Regions from separate parts of the Homo sapiens genome. Here region 2 is linked to region 1. The links are chromatin loops, found by intact Hi-C in ENCODE. Cell type or tissue: GM12878. All regions are shown on one strand.

Evidence for each region. Hi-C counts contacts between places; a loop is a spot of excess contacts. Peaks named below come from ENCODE experiments on the same cell type or tissue, not always from the same donor. Only the 100,000 strongest peaks of a DNase experiment are listed, where the experiment ranks them.
Region 2: a loop joins it to region 1, with 2.5 times the contacts of the local background. A loop is called at or near these places in 30 of 110 quality-filtered maps.

What each region holds. Positions count from the first base shown.
Region 1 is chr16:16,004,135-16,012,134 of GRCh38, forward strand. It overlaps ABCC1 (ATP binding cassette subfamily C member 1 (ABCC1 blood group)), which reads left to right. Exons shown (of 31, transcript NM_004996.4): 2 at 3,682-3,858; 3 at 5,642-5,767. Among named protein-coding and RNA genes, the nearest start is that of ABCC1, 59 kb to the left of the region's middle. In GM12878, no CTCF peak of the experiment used is centred here; DNase peaks (open chromatin) are centred at 3,127 and 3,857; H3K4me3 peaks cover 588 bases; H3K27ac peaks cover 2,875 bases.
Region 2 is chr16:15,953,367-15,961,366 of GRCh38, forward strand. The region is part of intron 1 of ABCC1 (ATP binding cassette subfamily C member 1 (ABCC1 blood group)); the gene reads left to right. Among named protein-coding and RNA genes, the nearest start is that of ABCC1, 7.8 kb to the left of the region's middle. RefSeq lists enhancers at 4,819-5,319, 5,320-5,820. In GM12878, no CTCF peak of the experiment used is centred here; a DNase peak (open chromatin) is centred at 7,895; H3K4me3 peaks cover 82 bases; H3K27ac peaks cover 2,643 bases.

The DNA of each region.
Region 1 (8,000 bases):
GTGGGGAACACTGACTGTGGTGGGGAGCACTGGCTGTAGCGGGGAGGACTCAGTAGGACAAGGAGAGGCTGGAGGCAGTGAAGACTTAGGAAGCAGTTGCATAGTCCTGGCAAGGAATAATTTGGGGCTAGGATCAGGTCAATTAAATGTTTAACATTGGAACTATGTCTCTTGTATACATAACTGCATATGTCAAGTCTTGGTATCGTTTTCTTTCTAGCAGGGCACATTCCTTTGGAATGAGCTTTTACTGGCAACTGCTCAGAAGCTGTTCTGTATATAATGACCACCAACAGTTTAATCCTTTTTTCAGCCATCACCTCAGGAATTAACAGTAGTATGAAATCAATTAAAATAATCAGTCTTTGAGATGTCATGCCTTCTCCACGATCAACTTCTTCTTTACAAGGCTGTGTTCCAAATACGCCAGGCCAAAAAGACGTGAACTTTGTCCTTTTTAGGGTTTGTGTCTTGATGTTTCCTGGCTAAATCTCTTTGTATGTGTTGGCCTTGTAAGGTTTACTTTTTTTTTTTTTTTTTTTGAGATGGAGACTGTGTTGCCCAGGCTGGAGTGCAGTGGTGCAGTCTCAGCTCACTGCAACCTTTGCCTCCCGGGTTCAGGTGATTCTCCTGCCTGAGCCTCCCTACTAGCTGGGATTACAGACGTGCACTACCCTGCCCGGCTAATTTTTATGTTTTTAGTAAAATATAAAAATTATGTTTTTATGGGGGGTTCTTGCCATGTTGGCCGGGCTTGTCTCAGACTCCTGACTGCCTGCCTAGGCCTCCCAAAGTGCTGGGATTACAGGCATGAGCCACCGCGCCCAACCTAATAACTAGATCTCTTTAATTATTGGAACATGTATATTTTGATCAGATTGACACTTTTTTTTTTAAGTGAAGTGATCTTATTTCCCTCATTTCTCATTTTTAACTTTTTTTTTTTTTTGATATGGCTTTAAAGCTCTGTGGAGCTGTAAGGGTCTGGGTTCCTTGACACTCCATGGGGGTCTCAGGTGATCGTGGGAGGGCTGTTGGAATCAGAGCTATTTGGAGGGTGCATAGGCCAGTAGGATGGGAAGGCTGTGGGAGAAGTGGGCTTTTTGGGGACCGCAGCCAAATGGACAACTGGGCCTAATCTAAAGATTGGCCCCTCCCAGCTCCTACTGATGGTCATGTAACAGGAATGGGGCCCAGCACCACCAGATTTTCTGATTTTTTTTTTTTTTTTTGAGACACAGTCTTGCTCTGTTGCCAGGCTGGAGTGCAGTGGCATGATATTGGCTCACTGCAACCTCCGCCTCCTGGGTTCAAGTGATTCCCCTGCCTCAGCCTCCCAAGTAGCTGAGACTACAGGCATGCGCCACCATGCCTGGCTAGTTTTTTGTACTTTAGTAGAGATGAGGTTTTACCATGTTGGCCAGGATGGTCTTGATCTCCTGACCTCGTGATCCTCCTGCCTCGGCCTCCCAAAGTGCTGGGATGACAGGCGTGAGCCACTGCGCCCAGAAGATTTTCTGATTTTTAAAGTTATGCCAGAGACCGGGCGTGGTGGCTCACGCCTGTCATTCCAACACTTTGGGAGACTGAGGTTGGCAGATCACCTGAGGTTTAGGACTTCGAGACTAGACTGGCCAATATGGTAAAACCTTGTCTTTACTAAAAATTCAAAAAAAATTAGCCAAGCGGGGTGACCGCAGTCCCAGCTATTTAGGAGGTTGAGGCAGGAGAATCACTTGAACCCGGGAAGCAGAGATTGCAGTGAGCCGAGATCGCTTGAACCCGAGAAGCAGAGATTGCAGTGAGCTGAGATCATGCCACTGCATTCCAGTCTGGGTGACAAAGCAAGACTCTGTCAAGAAAAAAAAAAATAAAAATAAAAAGCCGGAAATCAAATTTTAAATGTTGGGATCTAATCTAATTTTTTTAAAAACAAAAAGTATGCCTAAAACAACAGCAATAACAACAAGCCATCTATGGGCCAAACTGTGGGTGGGGAAACCTATTTTGTACTTCTTATTTTATCCGATTGAATTGTGGTGGAGATAGGAAATTGAGACCCCAAAAAGGGTAGTAAGTTTTCCCAAAGTTATTTAGTCAGTTGCCAGATTATGGCTTGAATTAAATTTAAATTCTTCAGCTGGGCATGGTGGTGCACACCTGTAGTATAGCTGCTTGGGAGGCAGAGGTGGGAGGACTGCTTGAGCCCAAAAGTTCAAGGCACAGGAAGCTGTGATCTTACCACCACACTTCAGCCTGGGCAACAGAGCAAGACCTCATTTCAAAAAAAGAAAAAAAAAAGAAAAATTTAAATTCTTCATTACAGAACAGCTGATGGTGGAGGTTTATTCTTGGGCAGGTACATCTGATCTATTTATGTATGTATCTATGAATTTGTCTATTTGGCATGGCTCTTTAGCAAAATACAGGCTTTTTTTTTTTAAGTAAAAGTAATTGAAACAAAATTTGTTTCCAAGGCTGGACAGCTCAGTGGCAAAATGCAGACTTGAACAACATTGCCCGAGTTTGAATTCAGCTCCAGAGCTTACCAGCTGTGTGATACTGGACACAGTATTTAACCCTTCTGTGCCTGAGTTTCACATCTGAAAAAGGAGATGATAAAAATAATTACAGAATGAAAGGAGATAATACACATGAGGTACTTAGAATAAAGCCTGGCATACAGAACTGCAGTTTGGTTGTTATCCGTGGTGGTGGCGGTGGCGGTGGCGGTGGCGGTGGCGGTGATGGTGGTGGTGATGGTGGCGATGGTGATGATGATGGTGGTGATGGTGGTGATGGTGTTGGCAGTGATATTGGTGGTGGTGATGGTCATAGTGGGGAAGGTGATGATGATGAATGAAGATGATTAGAAAGTCCTCAGTTCACAAGGTCAGAGTGATCTAGATGACACAGGGCTCTTCGGTTATAAGAGAATATCCTTCAGGGTTCCTTTAAATGGCTCTCTCCATCTTTCGTACTACAGTGGGACTTGCCACAGGTTCTGGGGACTGTTAATGTGAGATGAGATGCTACATACCTTTTTGTTGTTGGTGGGTTTTTTTGTGTGTATGCACTGTTGTGTGTGTGTGTGTGTGTGTGTGTGTGTGAGAGACAGGGTCTCGCTCTGTTGCCCAGGGTGTAGTACAGTGGCATGATCTCAGCTCGTTGCAACTTCCGCCTTCCAGGCTCAGGCACTCCTCCCACTTCAGCCGCCTGAGTGGCTGGGAATACAGGCACGCTCCATGCTCAGCCACTTTTTGTGTTTTTCATAGAGGCAGCATCTCACTATCTTGCCTAGGCTGGTCTCGAACTCCCAGCCTAAAGTGGTCTGCCCACTTGGCCTCCCAAAGTGCTGGGATTACAGGCATGAGCCACTGCACCTGACCTGTATGCTCCTGTTAAGAGAGCTTTATTTTTATTTATTTATTTTGAGACAGGGTCTCTGTTGCTCAGGTGGGAGTGCAGAAGACACCACATACCTTTATCCCTTGTTCCTCATTTCTTAGTCTTTCTGGCTACTGATCTTTTTAGTTTGCGTGTTCATCCTGAAAGGTCCTTGGATATATAGGAGCCTTGTCTGTTTCTTCAAACCCCGTGGCAGCTGGTTTCATGCTCCAGGCGAGCTCCTGTCCTCTGGGGTGTGTCCTGCTGACCCCTCGCCTGTGTTTGTGTTCGCAGGACTGGAATGTCACGTGGAATACCAGCAACCCCGACTTCACCAAGTGCTTTCAGAACACGGTCCTCGTGTGGGTGCCTTGTTTTTACCTCTGGGCCTGTTTCCCCTTCTACTTCCTCTATCTCTCCCGACATGACCGAGGCTACATTCAGATGACACCTCTCAACAAAACCAAAACTGTAAGTCACTGGGGGGTTTCGTTGTGGGGGGTGGGAAGGTGCACCTGGACGGGGAGTGGTGGTTGGTGATAACTGACATTTCTCTTCTACTTAGTTGACCCTAAGTTCCTTCTTCTAGAAGGCAGAAGAATAATGTGGGAGGTGAAAACTGGAGCTCTGGAGACAAACATGGGTACAAATCTTTGCTCTGCCGCTTAGTATTTGGCCTCGAGCAAATTTTTTAACCTCCCCAAGCCTCAGTTTCCCTGTTTATGCAATAGGAATGATAGGCTTGTTCTCAAGGCATTCCTGGGAGATTATCAGCTCTTCCCCTCTTACTGAGCCGATCTCCTTTTTATTTAATTAAATATATTTATATAGATTTTTTCTGGCCAATTTTTAATTTATTTTTTGTAGAGAGGGGGGACTTGCTGTGTTGCCCGGGCTGGTCTTGAACACCTGGCCTCAAGCAGTCCTCCTGCCTTGGTCTCCCAAAGTACTGGGATGCTCAGTGTGAACCACCACGCCTGGCCCCTAATTTTTTTTTTAAGTTGGCTTTTATTTTGAAATAATTTAAAGCTACAGGAAAATTGCAATAATGGGCCAGGCGTGGTGGCTCACGCCTGTAATCCCAGCACTTTGGGAGGCCAAGGCGGGCAGGTCAGGAGTTTGAGACCAGCCTGACCAACATGGTGAACCTGTCTCTACTAAAAATACAAAAATGAGCTGGGTGTGGTGGCATGTGCCTGTAATCTTAGCAACTTGGGAGGCTGAGGTGGGAGGATCCCTTGAACCCAGGAGGCAGAGGTTGCAGTGAACTGAGATAGTGCCACTGCACTCTAGCCTGTGCAACAGAGCGAGACTCCTTCTCAAAAAAAAAAAAAAAAAAAAAAAGTTGCGATGATACCAGGAACTGCTGCCTGATTTTCTCTATCCATCACTCATAGTCACTGTTTCCTGTTTTTTTTTTTTTTGTTGTTGTTTTTTGTTTTTTTTTGACACAAGGTGTTGCTCTTTTGCCCAGGCTGGAGTGCAATGGTATGATCACAGCATACTGCAACCTTGAACTCCTGGCTCAAGCCATCCTCCTGCCTCAGCTTTTTGAGTAGCTGGTAGCTGGGACTGCAGGCATACACCACCATGCCTGGCTAATTTAAAACAATTTTTTGTAGAGACAGGGTCTCGCCTTGTTGCCCAGGCTGTTGTCAAACTCCTGGCTTCCAGTGATCCTCCTGCCTCGGCCTCCCAAAGTGCTGGTATTACAGGCATGAATCTGGCCTGTATTCACTGATTTTTTAATCTTTTGCTACATTTGTTTTATCATGAGCTTTTGTTCTCTCTCTCTGTATGCATGCTATAATTTATTTTTTCTGAATCATTTGAGAATGGATGCACCTTGAAACATATCCCACCCGTAGAGGGCTCTCAGTAAATACTGGTTGAATGAATGGTTGTCGTGGAGGGCTTTCTTGTGCAGTGCGCCGGAGTTGCAGCTAGAGATGAGCTGTGAGCTGAGCTCTTGAGTGTTCAGGCACCGGGGAGCATGGTGACCAGACAAACAGTCCTGTTGGAGGTAGTGGGGCGTAGCAGGCTGATTACAGACCATCACGTGCCGGCCTGGATGCCAGCTCACCATACCGAGGACTTGTCCTTATTCCAGTGGATATGTGCCATGTCCTAGGACTGTGGCTGATCATTTGAAGGCTGGCTGGTTCTCCTATCCCTGGGGCTGAGCTGTTCGTGCAGGCCCTGGGGGAGGTTCCAGGGCGGTCTGTTGTAGGATATGTATGTGCTTCTCTTCCAGGCCTTGGGATTTTTGCTGTGGATCGTCTGCTGGGCAGACCTCTTCTACTCTTTCTGGGAAAGAAGTCGGGGCATATTCCTGGCCCCAGTGTTTCTGGTCAGCCCAACTCTCTTGGGCATCACCATGGTAAGTAGGAGCTGGCTGTGACCCCTGGGCCATCTGCTGGGCTCAGTGGAGACCAAAAGTAATAACTCGTAAGACTAGAATCATAGTTTTTTAAGGCAATGATCAGCTGGAGCTGGGATATAAATTAAATGTAGCCTTTTTTTTTTTTTTTTTTTTTTTAAAGACATGAGATCTCGCTTTCATCCAGGCTGGAGTGCTATGGTACCATCATAGTTCACTGCAGCCTCAAACTTCTGGCCTCAAGCAATCCTCCTACCTCAGACTTCTGAGTAGTTGGGACTACAGGTGTGTGTCACCACGCCCAGCTTATTTTTGGCTAATTTTAAATTTTTCTGTAGAAATGGGATCTCACTGTGTTGTCTAGGCTGGTCTTAGACTCCTGGCCTCAAGTGATCCTTCCAGAGCACTGGCATTATAAGCATGAGCCACTGTTCCCAGCCCCAGCTGCAGTCTTTGGATGGGGCATGTGTTGTCCAGTTTGCCACAGTCCCCACCATGCCCTATTGTCTTCCCTGCCACTGATTGAGTGGCAGATGCCCCCTTTTGTTGCGTTTGCCACACTTTGCTCTTGCATTGGCTACTTTGGTCACTTATATACTAACTGCCTGGGGTCTAATGGCCTTGAGTTTTCACTATCTGGCATAGGGGGTGGGTTGCTAAGCTAAATAGGAAACTGCTCTGTCCCGGGGGATACACAACTTAGTGAGTGACAGAGACAAGGAAACAACTTTATTAATTACAGCTGGTGTGTATTGAGCACTTACTATGTATGTACCTGGCAGTATTCTTGGTGTTTCACGTGTCTTGAAATTCATTGAATTTTCACAACAACCCTGTGAGATGGGTCCTGCTTTGTTCCCATCTTACAGGTGAGGAAACCAGGCAAGAGAGGTTAAGTGTCCTGCTCAAGATCACACCACTAATGTGCAGCCGAGTCAGGGGTGGGACCCCAGATGCCATGCTTTTAGCCCCTGCAACCTGCAGCTTCTGAGCCCTGAACAGAGAGTTCTCGGAGAGTGTAGCCCTTGAGTATTGTAAAAAGAGGAGGGAGGCTGGGCATCGTGGCTCATGCCTGTAATCCCAGCACTTTGGGAGGCTGAGGCGGGAGAATCACTTGAGGTCGGGAATTTGAGACCAGTATAGCCAACATGGCAAAACCCCGTCTCTACTAAAAATAAAAAAATTAGCCGGCGTGGTGGCACACGCCTGTAGTCCTAGCTACTCAAGAGGCTGAGGCAGGAGAATTGCTTGAACCCGGGAAGTGGAGGCTGCAGTAAGCCGAGATCGCACCACTGTGCTCCAGTCTGGGGGACAGAGCGAGACCTCATCTCAAAAAAGAAAAAGAAAAAAAAAAGGAGAGAACAAGTTTAAGGCAGGACATTCTGAGCAGGGTGAACAGTGTGTCCAGGGAGGGGTGGAAGGTTAAGGGGAGGATGCAGGCAGGGAGGACAAGGTGTTCGGTGAAGGAACACGGTGTGAAGGTTGGGGGGATAGAGTGGATGTGACAGAGGGGTCAGGAAAGACAACGTGGAGCCAGGTTGCCAAGGACCATGAATCTTTATTTTTCTAAATTAATTTTTCATTTTTTAAATTTTAGAGTCAGAGTCATACTCTGTTGCCCAGGCTGGACTTCACTGGCGTGAGATCACAGCTCACTGCAGGCTTGAACTCCTGGGCTCAAATGATCCTTCTGCCTCAGCCTCCCAAGTAGCTGGGAGTGTAGGCATGCACCAACATGCCCATCTACATTTATTTTTTATTTATTTATTTTTTTATTTTTCCCCCCGAGATGGAGTTTCGCTTTGTTGCCCAGGCTGAAATGTAATGGTGTGATCTTGAGTTGCCGCAACCTCTGCCTCCTGGATTCAAGCGATTCTCCTGCCTCAGCCTCCCGAGAGGCTGGGATTACAGGCATGCGCCACCACGCCCGGCTGATTTTGTATTTTTAGTAGAGATGGGATTTCACCATGTTGGCCAGGCTGGTCTCGAACTCCGGACCTCAGGTGATCCACCCACCTAGGCCCCCCAAAGTGCTGGGATTACAGGCATGAGCCACCACCCCCGGCCAGTTTGTTATTTTTGTAGAGACAGGGTCTCCCTATGTTGCCCAGGCTGGCCTCAAACTCCTTGTCTCAAGTGATCCTCCTGTCTGGGCCTCCTAAAGTGCTAGGATTATAGGTGTGAGCCACCATGCCCTGCCCAGACCATGATTCTATATAGCACACATATGTGC
Region 2 (8,000 bases), 51 kb before region 1:
AAAATTGGAAATTATGGAAAAGCAGAGGAAACAACTTGGTATTAAGCAGTATAGTGTGGTGGCTCAGAGCAAATTCGCCTCTGCTGCTGAGGCAGGTTACGTCATCTCTCCGTGCCTCAGTTTCCCTATGTGGGATAACGTAGTACCTAGTGAATAGCGGTGACTTGAGGAATAAGTGAGTTAATCCTTAGCAAGGACTTAAAATGTTGCTGCTTGGCACACAGCGCTCAGTAAAGATCAGTGGTCGTTGCCACCTGGAATTCTCCAGTTAATTTTTGCTGTTGCACCAACTGCCACTGGAGAAGACCAGAAGGAAGCTGCAGGTGTGTGTCACCGTCGATGGAGTGAGCTGGTCCCAGGGTTGATGTGCACCTCTGAGATGCTCTGTGGCATCCACCAACTCAGTAACCCCCTGAATATCTGACTTAGCCGCCAAGGAAGAATATCTTAGAAGCTATTAGGAATTCCTCTTGGGGCTAGGTCTGGGCCTTGGAGTCAGTCTGATCCCTGGTTTAATTCTTCCCCTTGGCTCAACAGCAGTGTACGACGAGCCAATTTTTCCCCTCCTCCAAGTGTGGCTTTGGTTTTCAAATCCATCCCTTAGCCTTCTCCTACTTCCTCTGTTTTCCCCTCCCCACCCTTTTTTTTTTTTTTTTTTTGAGATGGTGTCTTGCTGTGTCGCCCAGGCTAGGGTGCAGTGGTGTGATCTCGGTTCACTACAACCTCTGCCTGCTGCGTTCACATGATTCCCCTGCCTCAGGCTCCCGAGTAGCTGGGATTACAGGCGCACAGCCACCATGCCTGGCTAAGTTTTGTATTTTTACAAAACTTTACAAAACCCCCATAGAGACGGGGTTTCATCATGTTGGCCAGGCTGGTCTTGAACTCCTGACCTCAAGTGGTCAACCTGCCTCAGCCTCCCAAAGTGTTGGGGATTGCAAGCGTGAGCCACCGCGCTCAGCCTGTTTTCCCCCTTTTTGGCTGCCCCTCCTTCCAGACCCTTCCTCTCTCCCTTCCTTATGGAGTGTTAGAGTGGAAAGGGATGTCAGATCTTGGGGGGCCCTCCTCTCCACCCACCCCATTTCGTGGATGTGGACACTGAGGTCCAGGATGGTGACATGACAGGGTGCAAGGTGGCAAGGTGAATGGCTTTGGGAGGAGATGAGGGTGACCCGGGAGAGGCCTGGGCAGGAGTGGACTCAGGGGTTCCTGGTCCAAATGGGTTCGTGATTCAGGCCAATCAGGAGCGGATTCAGGGTTCCTTGGCCAAATGGAGCCACTGCAGCCACAGGGGCCCTGCAGAAGGCAGCTGCAGCCGGTCCCTTTGGCCAAGACTCTCCTGAAGGGTCGTGTTCTCTTTCTCCGAGGACAAGTTCCATTTGTGATAGCCTGGAGGGGGTGCCTCGCCTTTGGGACCTGGTGGTAGATGGGGGGGAAGAAAACCTTTTCTGTTTGTGGACACAACTTTTAGGAACTGATCTCTCTATGTGGGTGTCTCCCACTGACCATGTTCCTAAAGAACGTGAGCTTCCTCTTCCCATGTCAGTCTCCAGCTTTGACTTCTCTTTTTCTCCTCCCATTCCTATCACATCTGTCAGCAAATCGTGTTGCCCGTTGCCTCAAACGGGCTGCTTTTCATGGCTTCCCCGACTTCCACTCTGGCTCGAGTCATCGTTGGCCAGTTTCTGGATTTGAACAGTCACCTCAGTCCAGGCGCCGTGGCTCATGCCTGTAATCCTGGCACTTCGGGAGGCCAAGGCAGACGGATCATTTGAGGCCAGGAGTTTGAGACCAGTCTGGGCAGAATGGTGAAAACCTGTCTCAACTAAAAATACAAAAATTAGCCGAGCCTGGTGGTGGGCGCCTGTAATCCCAGCTACTTGGGAGGCTGAGGCAGGAGAATCGCTTGAGCCCAGTGGGGTTGGAGGTTGCAGTGAGCCGAGAGTTCGCCACTGCGCTCCAGCCTGGGTGACAGTGAGACTCTGTCTCAAAAAAAAAGAAAACAGCCACCTGTTCGCTGCTGTGCCTACTCTGCCCTTGACCCCTACAGTCTAGTCTTGGCCCAGCTGTCCCTCTTCTACTAAAACCCTGCAGTAGTTCCTTGAGGGTACAAGCCAAAGGGCTTACAGTGGCCTCGAAGGCTGGGCAGCATCTGTCCCCTTGGCCTCCCTGACCTCTTCTCTGGCTGCTTTCTGTCTCACTCTCCTCCAGCCACACTTGTGGCCAGGCCTGTCCCTGCCTCAGGGCCTTTGCACTTGCTGTTTCTCCTACCTACTATGTCCCTCACCTTCAAACTTTGTTCAGGTGTCACCTCAGGCATCCCGTTCTTTCCCTCCACTAGCAAATCTCTGTCCCCCATCTACACCCCCAGTAGCACTTACTGCCTTCTAATACACGTAATATTTTGCTTAAGTATTGTGCCTACTCTGTAAACTCCTACCAAAAGATCGGCTCCATAGGGGCAGGGATTTTGGCCTGTGTTTGTTTACGGCTGTAATCCCAGCACCTAGAACTGTGCCTGGGGCTTAGTAAATAACAGTTGACCTTGGAACAATTCAGGGGTTAGGAGTGCTGATGCCCCATGTAGTTGAAAATTTAGGATGCAGCGCGGTGGCTTACACCTGTAATCTCAGCACTTTGGGAGGCCGAGGCAGGTGGATTACCTGAGGTCAGGAGTTCCAGACTAGTCTGGCCAACATGGTGAAAGCCCATCTCTACAAAAATTAGCCAGGTGTGGTGGCTCATGCCTGTAATCTCAGCACTTTGGGAGGCCAAGGCAGGCAGATCACTTGAGGTCAGGAGTTTGAGACCAGCCTGGCCAACATGGTAAAACCCTGTCTCTACAAAAATTAGCTGGGTGTGGTGGCGGGTGCCTGTAATCCCAGCTACTTGAGAAGCTGAGGCATGAGCATTGCTTGAACCTGGTAGGCGGACACTGCAGTGAGCCGAGATCGCGCCATTGCACTCCAGCTTGGGTGACAGAGTAAGACTCTGTCTAAAAAAAAAAAAACACAATAAAGGAAAGAAAATTCAGGTCTAACTTTCAACTCCCTAAAAGTTTAACTACTAACAGCTTACTGTTGACTGGAAGCCTTACCGAGAACATAAGCAGTTGATAACACTAATTCTGTTGTTGTTGGTTGTTTTTTGATAGAGATGGGGAGCTTGCTGTGTTGCCGAGGCTGGTCTCAAACTCCTGGCCTCAAGCTATTCACCTGCCTCGGCCTCCTAAAGTGCTGGGATTATAGGCGTGAGCCACTGCACTTGGCCTAACTCATACCTTGTATATATATTATATACTGTATTTTTACAGTGAAGCAAGGTAGAGAAAAGAAAATGTTAAGATTAATTCATAAGAGAGATTTTTACTATTTATTAAGTGGAAGTGGATCATCATAAAGGTCTTCATCTTCATTGTCTTCACGTTGAGGAGGCTAAGGAGGAGGAGGAAGGGGAGGGGTTGGTCTTGCTATCTCAGGGATGGCAGAGGCAGAAGCATAATCTGAGTATAAGTGGACCCGTGCAGTTTAAATGTGTGTTGTTCAAGGGTCAGCTGTTTGTTGAATAAATGAATGACATGAAGTATTACAGTGGCTTTTGGGCGGTGTCGAAACTTCTTTGTAAGGATTTTAAGGATGAAATAATCACTTAACTGTCTGGAATGAACACTCAGATAAACTGAGTCCTCCAGCTTTCTCATCAGATGGCTTGTTTTTTTATTTTATTTTTTTGAGACAGGGTCTTGCTCTGTCACCCAGGCTGGAGTGCAGTGGCGCGACCTCAGCTCACTGCAGCCTCAACCTCCTGAGCTCAAGCAATTCTCCCACTTCAGCTCCCCAGGTAGCTGGGACTACAGGCACACACCACCATGCCCAGCTAATTTTTTTTTTTTTTTTTTTTGTAGAGATAGGGTTTTGCCATGTTGCTCAGGTTGGTGGTGAACTCCTGAACTCAGGCGATCTGCCTGCCTTGGCCTCCCAAAGTGCTGGGATTATAGGTGTGAGCCACCGTGCTTGGCAGAACAGCTTCTATTTCATCTTGGAAAGGTCAGAACAGGGTTTTGTCCACCCCTCTTTTCCCAGGACTCAGTGTCTCACACACAGTGGGGGCTCAATCAACATTAGAATTTGAGTGTTTGAGGTATGAGTTCCAAGCTAGGGGTTAGATATAGCTCACCACTGTGCTGGTTTGGCTTGATTTTAATTATAGGAATGACTGTGATTTCCAATTTTATTTATTTATTTATTTGAGACGGAGTCTTGCTCTGTTGCCAGGCTGGAGTGCAGTGGCACGATCTTGGCTCACTGCAACCTCTGCCTCCTGGGTTCAAGCAATTCTGCCTCAGCCTCCCCAGTAGCTGGGACTACAGGGGCACGCCACCACATCCAGCTAATTTTTGTGTTTTTGATAGAAACGGGGTTTCCAGTATGTTGGCCAGCATGGCCTCGATCTCTTGACCTCGTGATCCGCCCGCCTCGGCCTCCTAAAGTGCTGGGATTACAGGCATGAGCCACTGTGGCCCGCCCTACAATGTTTATTCATTGGCAGATTTCACAGAAACATCTGGATTTCTGGCTTCCCTTGAAAAATCAGAAGTTCTGCTAGCCCCAGGCCCACATTTATACATGGTAGCGGTCCGCTGAGGCTGTCCGTTTCTGAGTTGCTCCAGTTTGCCGCAGTCCCCACCCCTCCCTGTTGTTGCTTTAATTTTAAGGCCAAATGTTTGTTGCCTTTGTTTTATTTTATATTATTTTTTTGAGACGAAGTCTCGCTCTGTCACCCAGGCTGGAGTGCAGTAGTGGAATCTCGGCTCACTGCAACCTCTGCCTCCCGGGTTCCAGTGATTCTGCTGCCTCAGCTTCCCGAGTAGCTGGGATTACAGGCCCGCACCACCACACTCGGCTTATTTTTGTATTTTTAGTAGAGATGGGGTTTCTCCATATTGGCCAGGCTGGTCTTGAATTCCTGAACTCAAGTGGATCACTTGAGTTCCTCAGCCTCCCAAAGTGCTGGGATTACAGGCATGAGCCACCGTGCCTGGCCTGTTGCCTTTTTAAAATTGTGCTTCCTCACACCTGGTCTGCTTCTTGCATGGATGGAACCCACTTTGGCACCTGTTGGTATCTGAGTTGGCATCTCCTGCTTTGCAGGCCAACCTTGAAGTTAGCATCTGATTGGTATGTTGGCTTCAGATTTTCATGGCGAAGTAAGGCCTAGCTTTGATGATCAGCTCTTAGTGTGGTCAGTACAACTCTAGCTCGTGAAAACTTGCCCAAACATTTTGCCAAAATTAATTAATGGCCAGACATCCTGAGGCAAGCTTCCCCCCGCTTAGCAAGAAAACTGGGATAGGGCAGCATCCCTGTGGGTGGAGTGGTGCTGGGGACCTGCACTTACCTCTTAGAGGCTGAATGGTTGAACGGGGCCTTTGAGGAAGCTGTATTTTGCGGGTGGGGACATGGAGCACAGTTGCTCAGTGTCGGCCCCGTTGACATGTAGGCCACATCATTCTTTGTGGCCTGGTTGCTGTTCTGTGCAGCGTAGTCTTAGCCCCAAACCTGGCCTCTACCCCCTAGTAGATGCTGGTAGCACCTCCTCTTGTTGTGACAACCGAAAATGCCTCTAGATGTTTCCATATGTTCCCTGGGGTGTGAAATCACACAGCCACTGGTGTGGAGGAATATGGGGGAGAAACATGGAGCAAGACCTTCCTCCTCATCCTGCATTTCCCTAGGAGGTTGTGGGCTGTCGAAATTCTAGTGTAATTGGCTTACTGGGGTTGCCTTGGAGAAGCTTAATGAGACGTTAAGGAGGTTAAACTCCAATTAGCTAGAGAAGAAACTTGCGGCAGTTTCTTTTTTACTGAGGGCTGTGTCTTTTTACCTTTTTCCATTTTCCCAGTTGGAGTTGTGACAGTTCATTCTCCCCTGGGAAAACAAAAATGGCTTTCTTTTTCTTTTTCTTTCTTTTTTCTTTTGAGACAGGGTCTCCCTCTGTCACCCAGGCTGGAGTGCAGTGGCACAATCATAGCTCACTGCAGCCTCGACCTCCTGGGCTGAAGCTATCTTCCCACCTTAGCCTCCCAGGTAGCTGGGACCAGAGGTGCACACCACCATACCCGGCTAATTTTTGTATTTTTTGTAGAGTCAGGGTCTCACCATGTTGCCCAGGCTTGTCTCAAACTCCTGGGCTCAAGCGATCCTCCTGCCTCGGCCTCCCAAAGTGCTGGGATTACAGGCGTGAGCCACCATGCCCAGCCGAAAATGGCTTTCTTGAGAGATCAGCTTTGAAGCTCTACTCCTTCATTTTAAAGTGCCCCAGGAGAAGTGGACGATTACAAAGTTGAGATTCCACTTAAGTGTCCCCTTAGTTTAACTGTGGGATTCATCTCCTGGGGAGGTTGCCAGGTTCTGGAAAGTGGGTGTTAATGACCAGGGAGGGTGCCCCTAGGCTAGCATCCTGTAACCCTCAGGAATTGAGATTTTTATGGAGGTTTTCTCTTCCTCTCTGTGAGTTTTCTCTCTGAGAAACCTGTCTAGGGAGGGAGGCTCTAGGCTAGCATCCTGTAACCCTCAAGTAGTAATTGAGATTTTTATGGAGCTTTTATCTTCCTCTCTGTGAGTTTTCTCTCTGAGGAACCTCAGTGTACCTTTTACTGGCCTCCTAGGTAATACTTGTTTGGAGAATATGTGTGATGTCTAAGTCTTCCCAGTACAAGAAATTTGTGTGGTGTTTGACTGATTGATGGATGGAGTCTTGTTCTGTCGCCCTAGCTGATTGTACCACTGCACTGCAGTCTCGACCTCCCAGGCCAAGTGACCCTCCCAACTCACCCTCCCAAGTAGCTGGGACTACAGGCATGCACCAGCACACCCGGCTAATTTTTGTATTTTTTTTTGTAGAGATGGGGTTTCACTATGTTGCCCAGTTTGGTCTTGAACTCTTGAGCTCAAGCAGTCTCCCAGAGTGCTGGGATTACAGGTGTGAGCCACCACGCCCAGCCTCGTGTGGTCTTTGATACCCCTGGGTTCATTGTATTGTTCTTCCCACACTGCTTTTCATTCATTCATTTATTCAGTCATTATTAATTGAGCAGCTACTATGTGCTGCTGCTGCTCTAGGCACTGAGGATACAACAGTGAACAGGACAGACCAGGCCCATGTTCTCATGGGGTTTACACTGAGGGTGACGGAAATGATTTCAGATGCTGGCAAGTGCTGCAAAGACTTGAACCGGGAAAAACTGGGTGAGGTGCAAACTACTACGGAGGGATGTCCACAGAAGGCCTTTCGGAGGCGGTGAGGTTTGACCCCAGAGCTCAGTGGCAAAGCTGGCCATGCAAGGATGTGGGGGAAGGGAGTCCCAGAGTGGGAAGAGAATGTGCATAGGCCTTGAGGAAGATCATGGTGTGGTTAAAGTATTGAGGAGTTTAACTCAAAGGAACTGCAGAGCCCATCTCATAAAAATCTAGCCTGGAGCATTCGGCAAAATGCATAAAGCACTAACACAATGGCTTGTGGTCCTGGAATTTCCAGGGAAGGCGCTTACCAGCTCAGCAAGGAAGTAGAACAATGCATGGTCCCTGGCAGAAGCAAGAACCTTCTGATCTGTTTATGTTTGAATGAAACGCAGGTTTTTTTTTTTTTTTTTTTTTTTTAAAATAGATGGGGGTCTTGCTATGCTGCTCAGGCTGGTCTCGAACTCCTGGGCTCAAGCAATCCACCCACCTTGGCCCTTCCATGTGCTGGGATTACAGGCATGAGGCACTACGCCCTGCTGAATCTCAGGTCTTAAAAATTCAGTTTATTTTGTTTTATGAGTCTCTTCTCTTTCTCAGAACCTTAACTGAAACGTTTGTGATCAAGACCAACTTGGGTTTCCCCACTCCCCAGTTGCCTTTGATTCTCCGCCAAAGGCTTGTTCGTAAGATGATGAGGTACTTTTTTCCTGTGGTTAAGAGGACTTTCTATAGGTTGCTAGAAAACTCTTGTTTTAAAAC